Linked DNA regions of Homo sapiens: all the other regions are linked to region 1. Evidence: chromatin contacts called from ENCODE Hi-C or POLR2A ChIA-PET data. All regions are on one chromosome and are shown on one strand. The core of a region is the stretch at or near the end of the contact, and the rest is flanking DNA. Distances in the headings are between cores, read along the strand shown.

Region 1 (3,833 bases), core at 706-3,205:
CTCTCTGGGCAACCACAGGCGCCAATAAATCAGCCACAGGCGATTCTCTCATTCCCTTCCCGGCTGAAACAGGAGCAAGATATAATGCAAAACAGCACTGATTGGACTTGAGAGATAAGCGATCTAGGCTTAAATTCTACTGCGAATGACTGTATTACCACAGCCCAGGTAATGAGCCTGTTTCCTCAGGCTTGTAACATGAAGACAGTACCATCTCCTTTTTGGTAAAGACACAAAGTTCATCTACGAAAGCAGCTAGTATGATACTTGGCCCACTGCAAGTACTCAGTAAACAGCGGCCAACTTGAGCAGAATCCATCTCTACTACATGCAAATAAGACATTCAAGGTAGGACTGGACAAAAAAGGTGTTAGCAGGTTACGTGGGTTCCTTTCTGTTTTCTTCCTGACCACACCTTGATATTTCACTGACTGCCAGCTCTCAGAATTAATCTGTTCCATGTCATATCCCATCAGTGTTCTGTTCCCTATTAAGGAGTTGATGTCCGATAACGGATTCACGATTTACCCTTAACTAAAATATATCCAGATTGTTAAAGAAGACTTTGATGCCTTAACATAAGGAAGCAACCAATGCTGCAAATAATAGAGAACAGCAATGAAACTTTCAGGGGTGGCTGGGGGGTGTAGGCTTTTAGTTCCAAAAATACACCATAGGCGGCCTACCTCACCTAGAAATACCATCAAACCCACACAGTGGCCATGCCTGACTTCTCCATAACCTGAATCAAGCCAAGTATATATAATGACCTCCGCCGGATACATTCTCTACAGGTGAGTGGGGTAAACTGGCACTGCGGTCCTGGCATGGTGGAGAGTGCAATCACCAAGGTGTCTGGAGCCTTGGAGTCTTAGCTATCAAGAGGTGTAGCTAGCTCCAGCTACATCACGCTCTTCAGGCCTGGTGTCTTCTCTGTAAAACGAGAGGGATGAAACAGATTTTCTATAAGGCACCTCTCGGCTCTAAAATTTAAGATTCCAAAGTGTACTTTACATACATGACAGAATCTTGTGAGAGGATCAACAGCTCTGCCAGGACTTGAGTCTCAAGAGAAAGAATGCCAAATTTAATCCCTTGGGGTGATGCGGGCGCTAACTGTTGAAACATGCTAGGTGCCGTCAGGTTCCAGGTACTACGTTGTGCTATGCGCTGCCTCCGCAACTGGTAACAACTGATTACTCCAAATACTGAGTGCCAGAGAAGACGGTGATAAGATGGGTCAAGCTTCAAAAAGAAAAACCGGATATGCTTAGAACAAGATAAACATAATTTGAAGATAGAAAAGGGGGGGATGTCTTCTTGCCCTAGAAACGAGGTAATCACAAGCTGGGAGTGGAAACAGTAGCCGCAGCGTCCTCCCAGCATCTGGAAAGTCGCCCGCTCGTAAGAGGGGTCGGCGCTACCCGAGGGAGGCCGCAGGCCTACTGGGGTTTCCTGCTGGGGGTCGCACCCGGACCCGCGGCCGGGACGGCTCTGCACCTTCGCGGCACCCCGTGTGCCACCCTGAATCAGGCCCCGGCAGCCGCTCCTACGAGCAGCAAAGGGTGGTTCTGGGTATTGTCGGCCCAGCGCTCACTCGCGGATGTATTTTCCTCCTGTGCCCTGCCTGACATCTCAATCGGACCAAAAACACCCCTCTCCCCAGCTACTTGCATCTGTCCCGCGACTGGTGCAGCTGCAGGCCGCCGCCCTGGGTGGCTCGCGGCAGGAGGGACTGAGCCCGGGGCAGCCCACAGGGGCAGGACCGCGTCGCTTACCCAGATGCCGCCGCGGCGGCAGGCCGACTCCTCCGTGCAGGAGGGGCGGGCTCCCAAGCCGCGCACTGCAAGCAGTGGCGCCGGCTCACGCACCCCTCGGCCGCCTCTCGCGCGGCTTCCCGCGCCGGCAGCCCGCGATGGCCCCACGTGACCGCGTGTCTGGTAGCAGGGGAAAGAGGGGCGCCAGGGCCGGGGTGTGCGTGCGTGCGTGCGTGCGTACGTGCGCGCCCTCCCGCCCGCCCGCCTCAGTGGCCGGGCGGGGGTCGGCCCGCGCTCTGAGTGCCGCCGCCACAGTTCGCAGTTGTGACTCTGTAGGCGGAAGCATAGGGACAAGCCTGAGCGTCACAGGCTCCCCACAAACAACCGCGTGACCCGGGGACTTTCCCCAGGGTGTGCAAAAGCACAGGCACCCCCTCAGTTCTGGGGTGAAGGTGGGGGTGGGGAAGGATGCGCCCGCGTGTTCGCTGGGGAAGGGATGAGGGCGCGGGGCCAGGGAGGCCGAGCCGCGGGAGCCTGGGTGGAGAGGCGGACTGGGCGAGGTGGGGCATGGCGGGGGAAGTGACTCAGGGCCAGAGGCAGCAGGCCCACGGAAGGTGGGGTCGGGGGGGCGCGGGGACTGGGCGACCCTGAACCGACGGGGCAGGGCGAGGTTGCCGGAGCACTCGAGGCGGACCGCGAGTGACGGCCCAGCTGCTGGGCCCAACGGGCAGGGGTCTGACATCTGGACGGAGTGGGAAAGCAGCCTCGCATCCTGCCCTGGGGAGTCGGGAGGAGCCCAGTTCCATCCAGCTGTGCAAACAGGAGGAGGAGGAGGTCCCAAGCCTACCCTTGAGAGGGGCAAGAGGGGTGGTCAAGCCGCCGCCGCCGCGACGGCCCCCGCGGTGCGGGTTGCGCCAGCCTCCTCGGAGCTCGACGCAGAAACTTGTTGCAACAAACAGGCGACCGCGGGTGCCCCTAGCAGCCAGCGGCAGAGTGGGTGGGCGGGCGAGAGGGAGGGGAAGGCTGGCGGACGCCGCAGCGAACTGGTGGGCAGACCCGGAGTCGCCGCGTAAGCGGGGCCGGCTCAGTGCGGTGCGGCAGGCGCGGCTGTGCGGCAGCGGAAGTCCTTTGTTGCAGCACAGTCCCTGGCAGAGCCAGAGCCTCTCCGCGCAGCCCAGCCCGAGCGCCGAGCGCCGCGCGCCGCCGCCACTGCAGCTCGCGGCCCCTTCGCCTTCGCCCGCCTTTCCCGCGGCTGATTTGCCTTAAACTCCCTAAAATCTCCGCAGCTCTGGTTCCTGTTGCGGCCGGTAAGTATTTGCCAGTTGTGGGGCTATTTGCGCAACTTTGGCCCAGGCCGGAGGGCGACGGGCCGCGGGCCTGGCGGAGTGCGGGGCCGGAGGGGCGCCGATCCGTGCGGGGAGCCGGAGCGCGGCGGACGCGCTGCGAGGACCCGGTGACGGGCGGCTGCCAGGCCGCCTGCTTGTTGCCGGCGCGTCAGGTCCCGGGCGTGCGGCCTCCCTGAGTCGGAGGCGAAGCCCCTACGGAGACTAGTTCCCAAATTAGTTACCTTCTTTTCTTTCTTTCTCTGCCTTTATTTTTTTCGAGGGGGGAGGGGAGGTGTAGACGGGAGGCGGGAGAACCCGGTTGATTGACGTGCCTAGAGCCCGCTTCTCTCAACTTACAGCTGCGGCTCGGCGGCGGGTGGGAGGGGAAGTGTCCCGGAGCCCGAGGCTGCAGACTTGGGCGCGCTCCGAGGGAGGAGGCGTAAGATCCGTGCAAATTCTTGTTACGCTGTTTCCCACCCCCTCTCGCCGGCACACACGCTTTTTGTTCAGTAAAAAGTGGAAGGTCTGAGTTTGGGAATTTTAAGTGGAAAAGATCTGTTTCTTGGGAAGGGAGTGCTTTCGCTTGCAGCGGTGGGCGCTTACTAGAAGTTCGGTAAATGTGTTGGATGCAGATCGGGAGTCGTTACTACTAAAGTATGTAGGCAGGGTCTGAGCTCAGCCACCCCACCCAGTCTCCCTTTCTACCTAAGCAACGCGTGTACATGATCTGAAGGGTTGACATGACATTTTC
Region 2 (3,833 bases), core at 902-3,401, 4.4 Mb before region 1:
AGTGCAGTGGTGCAATTTCGGCTCACTGCAACAACCTCTTACCTCAGCCTCTGAGTAGCTGGGACCACAGGCGCACACAACCACACCTGGCTAATTTTTTGTATCTTTTGTAGAGACAGGGTTTCACCATGTTGCCTCAAACTCCTAGGCTCAAGCGATCCTCCTACCTCAGCCTCCCAAAGTGCTAGGATTGCAGGCAAGAGCCACCACGCCTGGCCCAGCTGTCCACTCACCCTTTAAAAATGGATTGCAACCATCCTTAATTTCCCCAGAATTATGTGTCCCACTTTGTTTCTGAAGCTCAGCGCATACCTGTTTATCACATACACTGTAATTACTGATGTCCTTGTTGTTCAAGTTATGTCCTTGATGTCCAAGTTATATTTTGGTAAATTCCTTAAGGATCATGTTTTATTTGACTTTATATCTGCAGCAATTAGTGTAGTTCCTGACAAATAGGAACCACTATTCCCTTCACTATTTCAATAAATGTTGAATGAATATTTTATACACAGCTAACCAAAGGGCTTGTACCATATGCCCTACTAATTTTATTCTAAGAAAGCACGATGTTCAAATATATTTGAAAAACAGCAGATATTTCAACAATAAACATGTTAATTCTGCTTGGGTCATATGTAATGCCCATGAGAAGAACAAGCATAAATACAGACTCTCTACATAAAGATAATAGCTCATCCTTACTAAGCACTTAAGCTGTGCCATTTACTCTGCTAAGCAATTTACAATTATTTGATTTAATCCAATGACATAACTCTCTGCGGGTTAAGTTCTATTATTTGCCTTATTTTACAAGATATGGGGAAACTGAGCACTAGAGAAATTACATAACCTCAAGATCTCACAAGTAGTAAGCAGTAGTGCCAGGGTTTCAACCCAGACTTCCTGACTCTGGAGCCTCCACTCTTAATTACATGAAACTCAGACTTCTTGGCGGTAAGTGATGCTTCCGAGATGCTTAATGTGGTACTCTGACCCGCAATGAGTGAGCTTCAATGAGAAAAACTATGGATGGACCAACAGCACGTTTTCCCATATTCTATCAAATCGTGAAGATACCAAACTATGAAAGGGTCTACCTGCAAATTAAGTCCTTGAAGACAAGTATATGTATATCCGGGGTTTTCTTCCACATGCTTTCAACACACTACACTTTTGCTCTGGACACAATATCTTAAAAATAAATAAATAAAGCTTTGGCTTTTAATATGAACACAGTAATTATTTTTCTATTACGACCTGAAAACCTAAATACTTAAATACAAAGTCAGCATTTCCAAGACAGCCAAGAGCCAAGAATTAAAAAAAAAAAAAAATTAAGGCCGCATTTATAGTTTTGAGGAATGGAGATCCAAACAAAACAGTCCACAAGTCATCTTGGACGCTGAAGTGTGCAGAACTGCTAGGGCATCTACCCAATCACATGGGGGAATTGCGGGTACCTTGATACCGACAAGTTAGCTTCAAAGTTCCCTTACCCGAGCCTCTAAATCAGCTGAGACCAATCATTGTTAACGCTCTCCGGGGCCGTCTTGAGGACTCCCAGTTGGCAATCTGGAACGTGTCCAGAACTTGGTGGGGCGGGGGGGGGATCATATTTCGTGGAGAATGGGGGAGGTGAGCCCTGGGTATAGGGATAACTTTTTAACTAGCGTTAATTGGGGTCTTTGCGGCCAGGCTGTAAAGATTCCCGCCACACTAATATGAATCAGCCATGGCCTTTTAATTGGAACGCCGGAACTCTGCCTTGTTTTATTAATATCTTAATAACACGTTTCTATAATGGACATGTTGGTTCCTTGTATTTTAAAACGCAGCCACAAACTGAGGCGATAGCGATCACGTTATGCAGTCCCCAATCGTCCAAGCCGAATAGGCTGCATGAAGTATCACTCAAAAACATTCATTACCGTCGGTGTGTTGAGTGGTAACGCCAGTGTGCGAATTCATTAATGGAAATCACGGGACCCCGAGCGGTTGGAGATCTGCCACACCCCTCTGCCTGCGTTAAGACAGCCTGACCCGACCTCTGGTAAATTAATGCGCAAAATGGCGGTTGCACGTCTGTTTCCCCACCCCGGCGCACAATCCTGAGGAAGGACGTCACGTCACCAGGGCAACGACGCTCTTGCGTAAAGGCCCGGCCCAAGGGAACGTTCAGGGCGTCTCGGCTTTCCCCGCTGCTGCTTCTGCTAGGCCCAGTGCGAGACCAGAGCACGAGCGACTCCCGTCGTCCCCGGCCAGGCAGATGTTGGCCTAGTCCTGGCGCGAACGAAGCGCGCTATTTCCCTGCTTCCTCTAGGCCAAGCCTGCTTTACGGCAGGGCCCGCCTCGGGAGCGAGCACAGACCGGGGCAGCGAGGCCAGCCAGGCGCCGACGAGGTCCCCGAACGCGCACGCGCTCCGTTCAGCTCCGGGTGGCGGCCGCCGGAGTAGACGTTAGCCATGGAAACCGAGAGCTGGCCCGGGCGGGGCCGCGGTGAGCTCGTTATTCGGCCGCCGCAGCTTTTCTGCCTCCGCATTCGGGCACTAACCAACCTCCCGGCGGGAGCGCCCAGCCCGAGTTTACCTGCAAAAATGCGGTCCCTGGGATGCCTTCGCGTCTTCTCTTCCCTCGGGTGACTTGAGGTACGTTCGTTGTCCGACGTCCACCTCGGGACTTCTTCGGCATCTTAATGTCCAAGCCTGTGCGGAGAGCCAAGTTGTTCTAGGGGCTTTCATTGCCACAAGAAACATATTTTTCGTTTTTCGTTGCAAAACCTTTAAGTGCAATTATTGCGCTTAATGAACTCAGTCATTAGAGATAGTAATTCAGTGTGATTTTAACTTTCCTTTGAAAGACTACTTTAGCCTGTTGAATTGTAGCATTTTGTTTCTAAGAGACTCGTACGAAATGGAATATGGCACACCCACCCGGAGCTGTGTCCGTTAGGTAGAACTGTACTCTCGCAATATCTCCAACTAAACCTCTTTTGTCCGAATTGTTCAACTCATGGCCCCCTGAACGTGAAGCGCTCCTTCCCCACTGATCTCGACCTCTGTCCCCACAACCTCTTGTCTCTCCAGGACCAGAATTTACTCCAGTGAATCGGAAGTTGTTTTCCATGCCGCTGAATTGGTTATCTGCTCTGTATCCATCATTTTTCACTTACTCATTTTTTACTATTTTTAGGTGTTTGTTTTCTTCATTAAATCATTCCTGCAGTTAGGGCAAAGACTGCCCTTCATGTTATTTGGTATCCACCGCCACTCACGCCAAATCCCCAGACCTTTAGCATAGCATCCAGTTCAGATGTTGCCTTTTCACGAATTTAACTGTTTGTAGCATCTGTTGGCTGCTCCTAAATTTCCTACTTAAAGAGCTGCCTTCTAATTATTAACTGCTGTGGAAAATACCAATCAGGGAAGCTTTTTCTTTTTTAAGAGCTTTATTGAGATGTAATTTACATTCAATACAATTCACCCATTTATAGAATTGTGCAACCCTTACCACAGTCAAGTTTGGAACATTTTCATCACCCCAAAAAGAAACCTTTTACCCTCAGCAGTCACCACCTCCCTCCCCCCATTATCCTTACCCCACCAGCCATAAGCAATTACTAATCTGTTTTCTGTCCCCATAAATTTGCTTATTTTGGACATTTCACATAGACGGGAAAATACAATATGTGGCCTTTTGTAACGGGCTTTCACTTAGTGTGTTTTCAAGGTTCAGCCATGTTGTAGAATGTATGAGTACTTCATTCCTTTTTATAGTCTAATTTCATTGTGTGGATATATCACATTTATCCATTCATTGATGGACATTTGGGT
Region 3 (3,833 bases), core at 720-3,219, 4.3 Mb after region 1:
TGGGGGAGACAGGGATGTGATTCCTGAAAATAAAACTCTTTGCCCTAAGTTCCCGGAAGAGATATTTTCTACAATAATCTCTCTCACCATTTCCACTCAGCCCTAGCCCACCCCGCCCCCTTCACTGAGAAGATGCCTTTGCAATTAGTCTTTTGGCTGCAAGAGCAAGCTTGGATAAGAGCTCCAGTGTTTAATCTTTAACGCAAAGCTGCAGATGGAAAGGAAAAGGAAAGCACCAACCCCCCTACCCACCTCCTAGTCAATAGCGGATTGGGGGTGGTGGGGATGGGGGCAGAGCCACCAATGGCAGGTTTCTGTTCCAATAGGACCCTGGTCACCTGCCCAAATTGTACCCAAGATTTGGAAATGGTGCAGGTCAGGGACCTAGGAGTTAGTTCCCAGCCCATGTGGGTGTCATTGTGCAAATTCTAATGTTGGTCCCTTAGGATCAGCAGGGGGGGACCGGGAATCTGTAACTGCAACCACCCCACCGAGAGGATTACAGGAACCCAGTCGAGAGCTGGTTCCCAACAATGAGGTTCATTTAAAAAGTCGTGAGGGGGGAGGGGGGCCAAAGAAAGAAATAGATCAAAGAGCGGGAGAGTCGAGAAAAGAAGGAAGAAATGTTGGGGAGCGCTGGCAGCCGGGCTGGCAAGTGGAGTTTGGGAATGTGCAGGGAGGGAAGGAAGCTGAAAAATTCAAACTTTTTAAATGCTACTCTTCAGCTCCTCGGCGTCCCTGCACCCCAACCCTGCAGCCCTGGGGCGTTGGCAGCTGCACCAACAGGAGCAGCAAGCTGGGAAAACAGAGCAACATGACCCGACGTGTTAAGAGAAGGCAAAACACTTCAGCAATTAAAAAGTAGCCCAGCAGCTTCACCCTTTCAAATTGGGAGGGGGAGGTTGGAAAGAAATTTAACAACATCCATAGACTTTTGCTATGTACATTTAAACCGCAGTCCTGGAACATTCCGAGTTTAAAACTTGCTTTTTCAACACTGGCTGACAAGCAACATGTTTTAAGGAGCCCCCCATTAAATCCTTACTCGCGGGACTCTCGAGTTCAAGCCAGCATTTTGTCGCCACCTCCCCCCCCAACCCCGCCCGCAATCGATGAGCCGCAATGCCTCGGCAACACAGGTAAGCGGGTCAACCTGAATGCCTCTTTCACCCCAAAGTTTGCTGCACGATCGGCTATCGCGGGAAGAAGCCCAACGGAGCTAGGGCGGACTCAAGCCCCACTGCAAACTTGTTCTGCAACATCTTTTTGAATCACAACTTGGCCTTTCTTCCTCGCATATCCCCAGCTCCCCCCAAAGAGTGGAGGAAAACATTGTCCCGAGACTCACTTCCCCGAGGGACCTCCCACTCCCAACCCCACGGGTGGGTAATGCCGCTGGACAGACCTAGGGCGCAGACTGGGAACCCGATCAGACCAGCAAACCTGGGATCCAGCAGCACGTTACGTAAAACAGGATCGCCCAAAACTTGTCCCAATCCCAGCCCTCCCCCCGAAGCCCCCGGGCTGCCCTGCCAGGCAAACTTCGCCCCTCAAAACCCTGGCCTCCAGATTCACATGTAATCCCCGCCAGCAACTGTTGAAACTCAAAGGGTGGGAAGGACGGGGCCAAATTCCTTCAAACTTGGGAGAAATGCCGGAGGAGAAAAGAATCATCTCGCTGCACCACTTTCCCCATTGCCTTCCAAGACCCAAACTTTTGGGGGTTCTTTCTTAAGGCAAAAGAAAAAGACTTTTTGAAAAGCAAATGCTCCGCCCCCCTTTACCTTGCATAAAACTTCGCTCAAGTCGAAGATGGTGGCAGACACGAGGGTGGTGGTCATCCTGTGCGTTCGCGCGAGCCAGGGGCGAGGATCTGGTGTGTCGCGAAGGTCCCGGTGCGGGGAAGGCGCAGCCTCTCCTGTCTGGAGTCCCACACGCCAGTTCCCGGCGCCCCTCGCCTTTCTGACTCCGGGCTGGGGCGCGCAAAGCCCAATTTATAAAGTTCAGATTTGGTGGGCCGGGGGGAGGAGGAGCTTTAAACTTATTTAAATGAGGAAGAGGAGGAAAAAGAAGTTGATTGACACTGGAGTTGAATCAGCCATGCGGTCAGGCGGGGAGGGGGGGCAGGGGGAGGAGAAGAAACTTTCAAAAGGAAGAAGGGGGAGGGGAGACGAGAAAAGAAGGCGGAAAAAAAAAACCCCACTGTGAGCCGCGCACAACTTTTTTTTTTTTTTCTTTAAGAGGAAAAGTTTCAAGTCGGCTGACTTCCCTACCCGGCGCTTCAGGCGCCCCCTCTCCGGGGCCGCGCGGGCGCAGAGCGGGAGGGGCGCGCCCCCTCCTTTGTCAGCCTCAGAGCGCGGCTGTGACGTCACTCATTCCACTCCCTCCGGGGTTCTTGTTGTCATGTTGTTGTTTTTTGTTGGGCAGGAAGGCGGGCTCGACTTTCTCTTTTTGCCAGCGGGAGCTGAAGCCCGTCCTTAGCGCCCGGGCCGCGGTTTCCATCTTGAGCTGGCGGTCTCCTTGAAACTTCCCCAAGTGTCTGCACAACTTACCTTTTCCCGACTTCTCTTCGACACTCGGCTCCCTTCGGCAAACCGGGCAGGCCGAGGACATTAGAAATTTGGGACGCACAGAATGTTCAAGCCTAGGATTTTATGTTGCTGTTTTTTTTCCAGCGGGGCGTAGGGTGGGGCGCGCTGCTGGGGGGACTAGGGAAACTTTTTCCCCAGGAGGACATGGTCTGGCGGGGGCGAGCGCGGCACAATTTAGTGCGCCGCACGCGTCGACACTCGCGCTCGCTTTGCAGCCGGCGCTCTCCGGGTGTGGGCGGGTGGGGGGCGCCGCAAAAAAAGACCACAACCCGGGACGATTGTTTGTTTTACCAGGCCTAGGCGTGCCGTTTCTTTTCACGCATCCAATCTTTAAACTTTTTAGTCAAGAAAACCCTAATCCTTCCTGAATGCCCCTTCCTCCCAGAAAAAGCCCACCGAGCAACTCACTACTTTCCACGCGCGCTCCGAATTCTGGGCGGCGCCACAACCCTCCCTCCTCCTCCATCCTCCCCACACACACCTCAAGACTCTAGAACAATGAAAAAAGGTTACTTTGGTAAGAATGAAGGTAAAGAGGTGGAGGGAGGCGGCACTTTTAACTTATTGTTGCTTCTCTCTCGCCCCCACCGGAGTGGAACATATGGCTTGTCACGCTGCGCCGTTTTGGCGGGAGGTGGAGAGGGGGACATGGGAGCCACGAAACCGAAGGGCCCGCAATGGAGCATGACTCCCTTGAAAATGATAAAATATATACTGTTAGGTTTGGATGCCGCCCACCCAAATAAAAAGTTAACGAGTCCCCCACCCGCCCCCTGCGCCTTGGCCCGACTGCTGGCGTGATGACCCAGGCGGAAGTCGCAGGGCTGCGCTTCTTTCCGATTTCCACGCGGGCTCCGCCGCCCCCCTCGGCCCTCGCACGTTTCTTCCCAGCACTCGAGGCCGCCGAGTCTGTTATGAAACCCGGTGCTGCGGAGTGGCTAAGATTGAGTTCCATTGCGATGTAATTAGGTCACCCCATTATGAGCACGTTTCTTTGGAAAGGACGGGGCGGGCCGAAGAGAGCGCATTCTCACCACCCCCAACACACACTTTTTTTTAAAACTGCATTTCTTATTTATTCGTAAACATCTGGGCAAACCCAGCGAAACCTTCCAAATCACAATTGTTTGAGAAACCGGCTGTTTTTCAACTTTGTGAAACCCAACTTTTGCTGCAGCCACGAACCTACGTGATCCCAGCGGGGTCGGCTTTCATTTGTCTCCTCTGCCCGAAATGGATGGC
Region 4 (3,833 bases), core at 472-2,971, 3.8 Mb after region 1:
CTGGTCTTGAACTCCTGATCTCAGGTGGTCCACCTGCCTCGGCCTCCCAAAATGCTGGGATTACAGGCATGAGCCACCATGCCCAGCCTCAGGACATCCTTTTTAACGGGCTTGTACCACATGATTGGGAGTTTGAATGTTAGTAACCATGATAGAAGATCTCCACTCCAAGGGCATCACCGTGGGAGGAAGCCTGCCCCTACTTACCATGTAAATATTTAGCCATTTCAATATATTTGTTCTGGACTTGTTCTTCTTATGTGTGTCTCCTGTGTTGAGTCTGTTTAATTGTAGGTTATTATTGTGTGTCTATATTGATGTCATTTCTTTAAGTACAGACACAGACAGCATTGCTTCAGCTGCCCCCACCCCTCCTTTTAAAAATAACACCTTACACAATATCCCTTCCTTGAGGACATCAAATAAATAACTTTTGTTCAAGAGCATATCTGATGAGGTGGCTAACTTGGAAATTTGTTCCTAGGCAGACCTTGTGACCTCTGTTTCAATACATAGTGAGTGGCCTTTGCTCCCATTTTATGCTACAGATTCACTCTGGAGATAGAATTGGTTGCACCTCTCCAGGCAGTGAGTTTGGAGAGCCCTTGGTGGTTAGGATGCCATTTGTGCTGGTGGCACAGAAATACAAGCAGTAAGCCCAGAGTTGCTTACTCTCCACTGGAGGTTTCTCAGAGGCTGGGGGGGACCCGAGACTCCTCTGCTTCAACTCCGCTCTACTATATGCCACTGGAAGTGTAGCTGAGGCTGAAGGGTATCAATGTTGGTATTTATCAGGTTGGACTCCCCCAAGTGCCCTATTTTCATACCTCCAAGGAGCAAGTGATTCAACAGAACTGTTTTCTTGGCCTCAAATGAGTCTAAGAAGGGGAAATCACTTAATACCAGCCGTCTGTGAGGGACCGATCACAAAGCTGTGTCTTTCTAATCCTCCTTGTAAATCAAAGGGAGGGGAATCCCCAGAGCCCAGGAGTACACATGAATAGAAAGCACCACAGGTAATAAAAACACCTAAAAAGGTCAGCAGAAACTCGGGGAGCTGCTGGAAATTCACCTCCTCTGCCTTTCTATGGGACTCAGTGGGCAGTGATCAGGTAGCAGGCAAGGATACCCAACTACACACCAAAGCAACTTGGCCACAGGACACGTACAGTGCAGCAGAAGGCTGGTAGGATAGTTTCTTCCACATCCATGTGAACCTCAGAGTCATCTGACCATTGGCCTTGTTCTCTTCCAGGTTCTAGCTGGCCAGAGACTTTTTTGGCCTCATACTAACTGCAAAATTGCACACAGTTGGCGAATACACCACTGGAAGCCACTGTGGCTGCATTGTCACAGTTCACCAATTGTGCATGTTATTTCCTGCAGTGGGCCCAAGATCACTGACAGGATGCCGTCGGGGTTGGGCTGAAGGTGGAAACAGCACACTAGCTTGCTGTTTGTGGCCTCTTTACAACTGCCGGCCCCATCTGAGATCCGGAACCAACACGTGCTAACCTCAGCCCATTGGGGCCAGTGGGGCAGCCAGCAGTGGAACCATAGCTCTCCACACCTATGTCTATGGCACGGTAGCTGCCGGCCCACAGTTTCCACTGCATCCCCTTGCATGTGCACCCCAAGAGAAGTAGGCCAAAGAGAAAGCTGCCTTAGGGAGCCACATGGTTATCTTGTGTGTTTACTTTTGCCAAATGGCAGACACAATTCTACTTCAATGCATTTTTCTGAACTCAGTGGTCAAAAGTAGCACGGAAGCACTACTTGCGTCAGCCCCCTCTGTGATTGAGCGAGTGTGTGCTTGTGCAAAGCTGAGGAGATTTTTTTTCACCTCCTCCTTCTGCATTCCCTCAGACTGAGCCACTCTCTTCTTTAGGGGCTCCCCTACTAGGCAGAGTGTTTCTCTAGCTTTGCCTGTGGATTTCACAGTGAAATCTACAGAAGACAGTTTTCCTCAGGGCTGATAATAAGAGGTATGAACTTATTAAGATTGGAAGCATTCTCACCATAAACACAAATTATTTCAAGTTGCTCCTTCATCCCCTTTTCCTTGGCCACTGCCATTGGTTCTGTGTAGGATGGATTTCTTAAGGTTGAAGATAAGCAATGCAAAGGTGGAATTTTGAGTACAGCACTCATCCTAATGTGGGTGAAATATATGAAACATTTATTCTAAGCAGACTGCTACATTAACAGTTGTTATACATTCATTCTCTGCATATCTTTTGTGGACTCAACACTTTTAGGTACAGAGAGGTTAGGAGAATTTCCCAGAATTGCACAGCAGGTTAGTGACAGTGCCAGAAATAAAAGTCTGCCTGACTCCCACACCCATGTTTTCTTCAAGCCAAATTGAAGTTTGGCCTCTTCTCCACAAATATTTCACAAGAAAAATTCCCCACAGCCTTTCAGAATTTCCCAGAAAACAATTGTTGTGCAGTCCTTCAAGATGGAAATGGCAGGCTGGAATATTGAAACCTTATCAGCTTTTATTCTAGAACTGACAGTTGATATTTTCTGAGCTGAAGCTAAGATAAAAGTTTATTTTTGTGTTTTTTTTTTTTAATCGTGGAATGATTTTTGATTTTCCAGAGCATGGCAAAACTAAGCCAGCAAATACTAAAACCACATTTGTTTTTGTGACGCTCAAACTCCGTAACAAATATTGGGTATCTCTATACAAAGCTGGATGTGGACAGGAAGGGTTTGGGATGGGGAGAGGCATGCGTCTGGGAGCGTGGCCTTTCTGGACCTACCCTGTTCTCACTCTCTTCCTTCTGCCTCTTGCCCTCATTGCTTTCCTTATTCTCTTTCTTCCTCTTGTCTCCTTCTCACCTCCAGCTCCTACCACAGCAGACAGGTTGGGGCAGACACCGTCATGGTTGGGGAGCAGGAGGACAGCATGGGGAAAACCACTCCAGGCCTTTCTCTCAAACCTTAGTGATGAAAGGACTCAATGGACCTGAACAATTTCTCACAGGAAAGTTCCGGTCTCTGTCTCCTTAAAAGCAAGGCATTCAGTAACCCTTAACAGAGCCAGGATTAAAACTTGAATTTCTGACTTATCCCAGGCCTCTGTTTGGATAGAAAGGCTAGGTCACTGTCATATATGGCAATTAGGATCACTTCAGATACAAAAGTAACATTTTTAAAGCTGTGCCTTAAGCAGAGAGACCATTTTTAGTACAAAAAGGAAAAAAAGATTAACTGTGCCTTCAGAGCTGATGAAAGGCAGAGCCTCGTCACTTTGAAAGCATTGGATTTAGTGCCAGGCGGGTTGGTGAGTAGACTCAGCACCCACATTCTCTTCTTGCGTCTCTCTCTGGCCACCCAGATTATCCAGGGGCTGCTGTTTACTTGAGAGCTAGAAGTATCAGGACGGACTATCACTGCACCTCGCCATCCTGGCCCAGTTAAAGTGATTTTGAAACTTCCTGATGTGTGTTAGATTGTGGCAGGTTTCTGCCAGGGAGTGGGCGGGAGGAGGAAGCAGGTGTTTTTATGGGCTAGAAATGCCCCTGAGATGCCTGAGGTTGCTTCGTGAATCCTCTAGCCCAGCCTACCCCTTCAACTCTGTTGCACAGAGACATGAGTTCCATGAAAAATTTAGTTTCAAAACTTCCCGTGGGCGCCGGAAATGATAACCACATGTTATCAAGAGCCACTGAAAACCACCAAAAATTTGTCAAAATTCATATAAGATTGCCTCACATACTTGACTTTCATAGAAGCGGAAGCCATTGACCTACTTGATTTATGGTATTTATTAGCAGAGTCTGAAAAGACTTTTATCACAAGATTGATCTTGTTACAGTGTAGCA

Evidence for each region. A loop is a pair of places that touch in the nucleus more often than their neighbours do. ChIA-PET counts read pairs that join two places held with the same protein, here RNA polymerase II (POLR2A). Pooled maps may share reads with other maps.
Region 2: a loop to region 1 is called in a pooled map, with 16 times the contacts of the local background. The contact joins the promoter of PCNX4 here to the promoter of ZBTB25 in region 1. A Hi-C loop is called at or near these places in 1 of 37 single-sample maps with no recorded cell type and 9 of 50 pooled maps. POLR2A ChIA-PET finds 5 or more read pairs at or near these places in 1 of 52 experiments (activated B cell).
Region 3: a loop to region 1 is called in a map of CD8-positive, alpha-beta T cell, with 10 times the contacts of the local background. The contact joins the promoter of ZFP36L1 here to the promoter of ZBTB25 in region 1. A Hi-C loop is called at or near these places in 3 of 168 maps with a recorded cell type or tissue (CD8-positive, alpha-beta T cell and naive thymus-derived CD4-positive, alpha-beta T cell), 3 of 37 single-sample maps with no recorded cell type and 11 of 50 pooled maps. POLR2A ChIA-PET finds 5 or more read pairs at or near these places in 1 of 52 experiments (activated CD4-positive, alpha-beta T cell).
Region 4: a map with no recorded cell type shows a loop between it and region 1 (6-fold over the local background). The contact joins the enhancer-like site here to the promoter of ZBTB25 in region 1. A Hi-C loop is called at or near these places in 1 of 168 maps with a recorded cell type or tissue (B cell), 1 of 37 single-sample maps with no recorded cell type and 4 of 50 pooled maps.

What each region holds. Positions count from the first base shown.
Region 1 is chr14:64,501,883-64,505,715 of GRCh38, forward strand. ZBTB25 (zinc finger and BTB domain containing 25) reads right to left here and starts at 1,956. Exons shown (of 3, transcript NM_006977.5): 1 at 1,779-1,956. ZBTB1 (zinc finger and BTB domain containing 1) reads left to right here and starts at 2,888. Exons shown (of 2, transcript NM_001123329.2): 1 at 2,888-3,064. RefSeq lists enhancers at 1,088-1,207, 1,268-1,367, 2,138-2,227, 2,328-2,998 and silencers at 1,688-2,117, 2,718-2,977, 3,088-3,197.
Region 2 is chr14:60,089,772-60,093,604 of GRCh38, forward strand. PCNX4 (pecanex 4) reads left to right here and starts at 2,152. Exons shown (of 11, transcript NM_001330177.2): 1 at 2,152-2,648. PCNX4-DT (PCNX4 divergent transcript) reads right to left here and starts at 1,975. Exons shown (of 5, transcript XR_943918.4): 1 at 1,932-1,975. RefSeq lists enhancers at 1,973-2,102, 2,193-2,382, 2,346-2,979.
Region 3 is chr14:68,791,098-68,794,930 of GRCh38, forward strand. ZFP36L1 (ZFP36 ring finger protein like 1) reads right to left here and starts at 1,970. Exons shown (of 2, transcript NM_004926.4): 1 at 1,785-1,970. The coding sequence starts at 1,841. RefSeq lists silencers at 2,128-2,197, 2,218-2,417 and enhancers at 3,591-3,833, 3,798-3,833.
Region 4 is chr14:68,282,195-68,286,027 of GRCh38, forward strand. The region is part of intron 7 of RAD51B (RAD51 paralog B); the gene reads left to right. Among named protein-coding and RNA genes, the nearest start is that of RAD51B-AS1, 400 kb to the right of the region's middle. RefSeq lists enhancers at 1,171-1,240, 2,977-3,026, 3,077-3,136, 3,297-3,346. Within about 2 kb of position 1,722, at least 18 of the 41 ENCODE cell types and tissues checked have a DNase peak (open chromatin) inside an H3K27ac peak, as active enhancers do; they include B cell, where a contact is called at or near this core.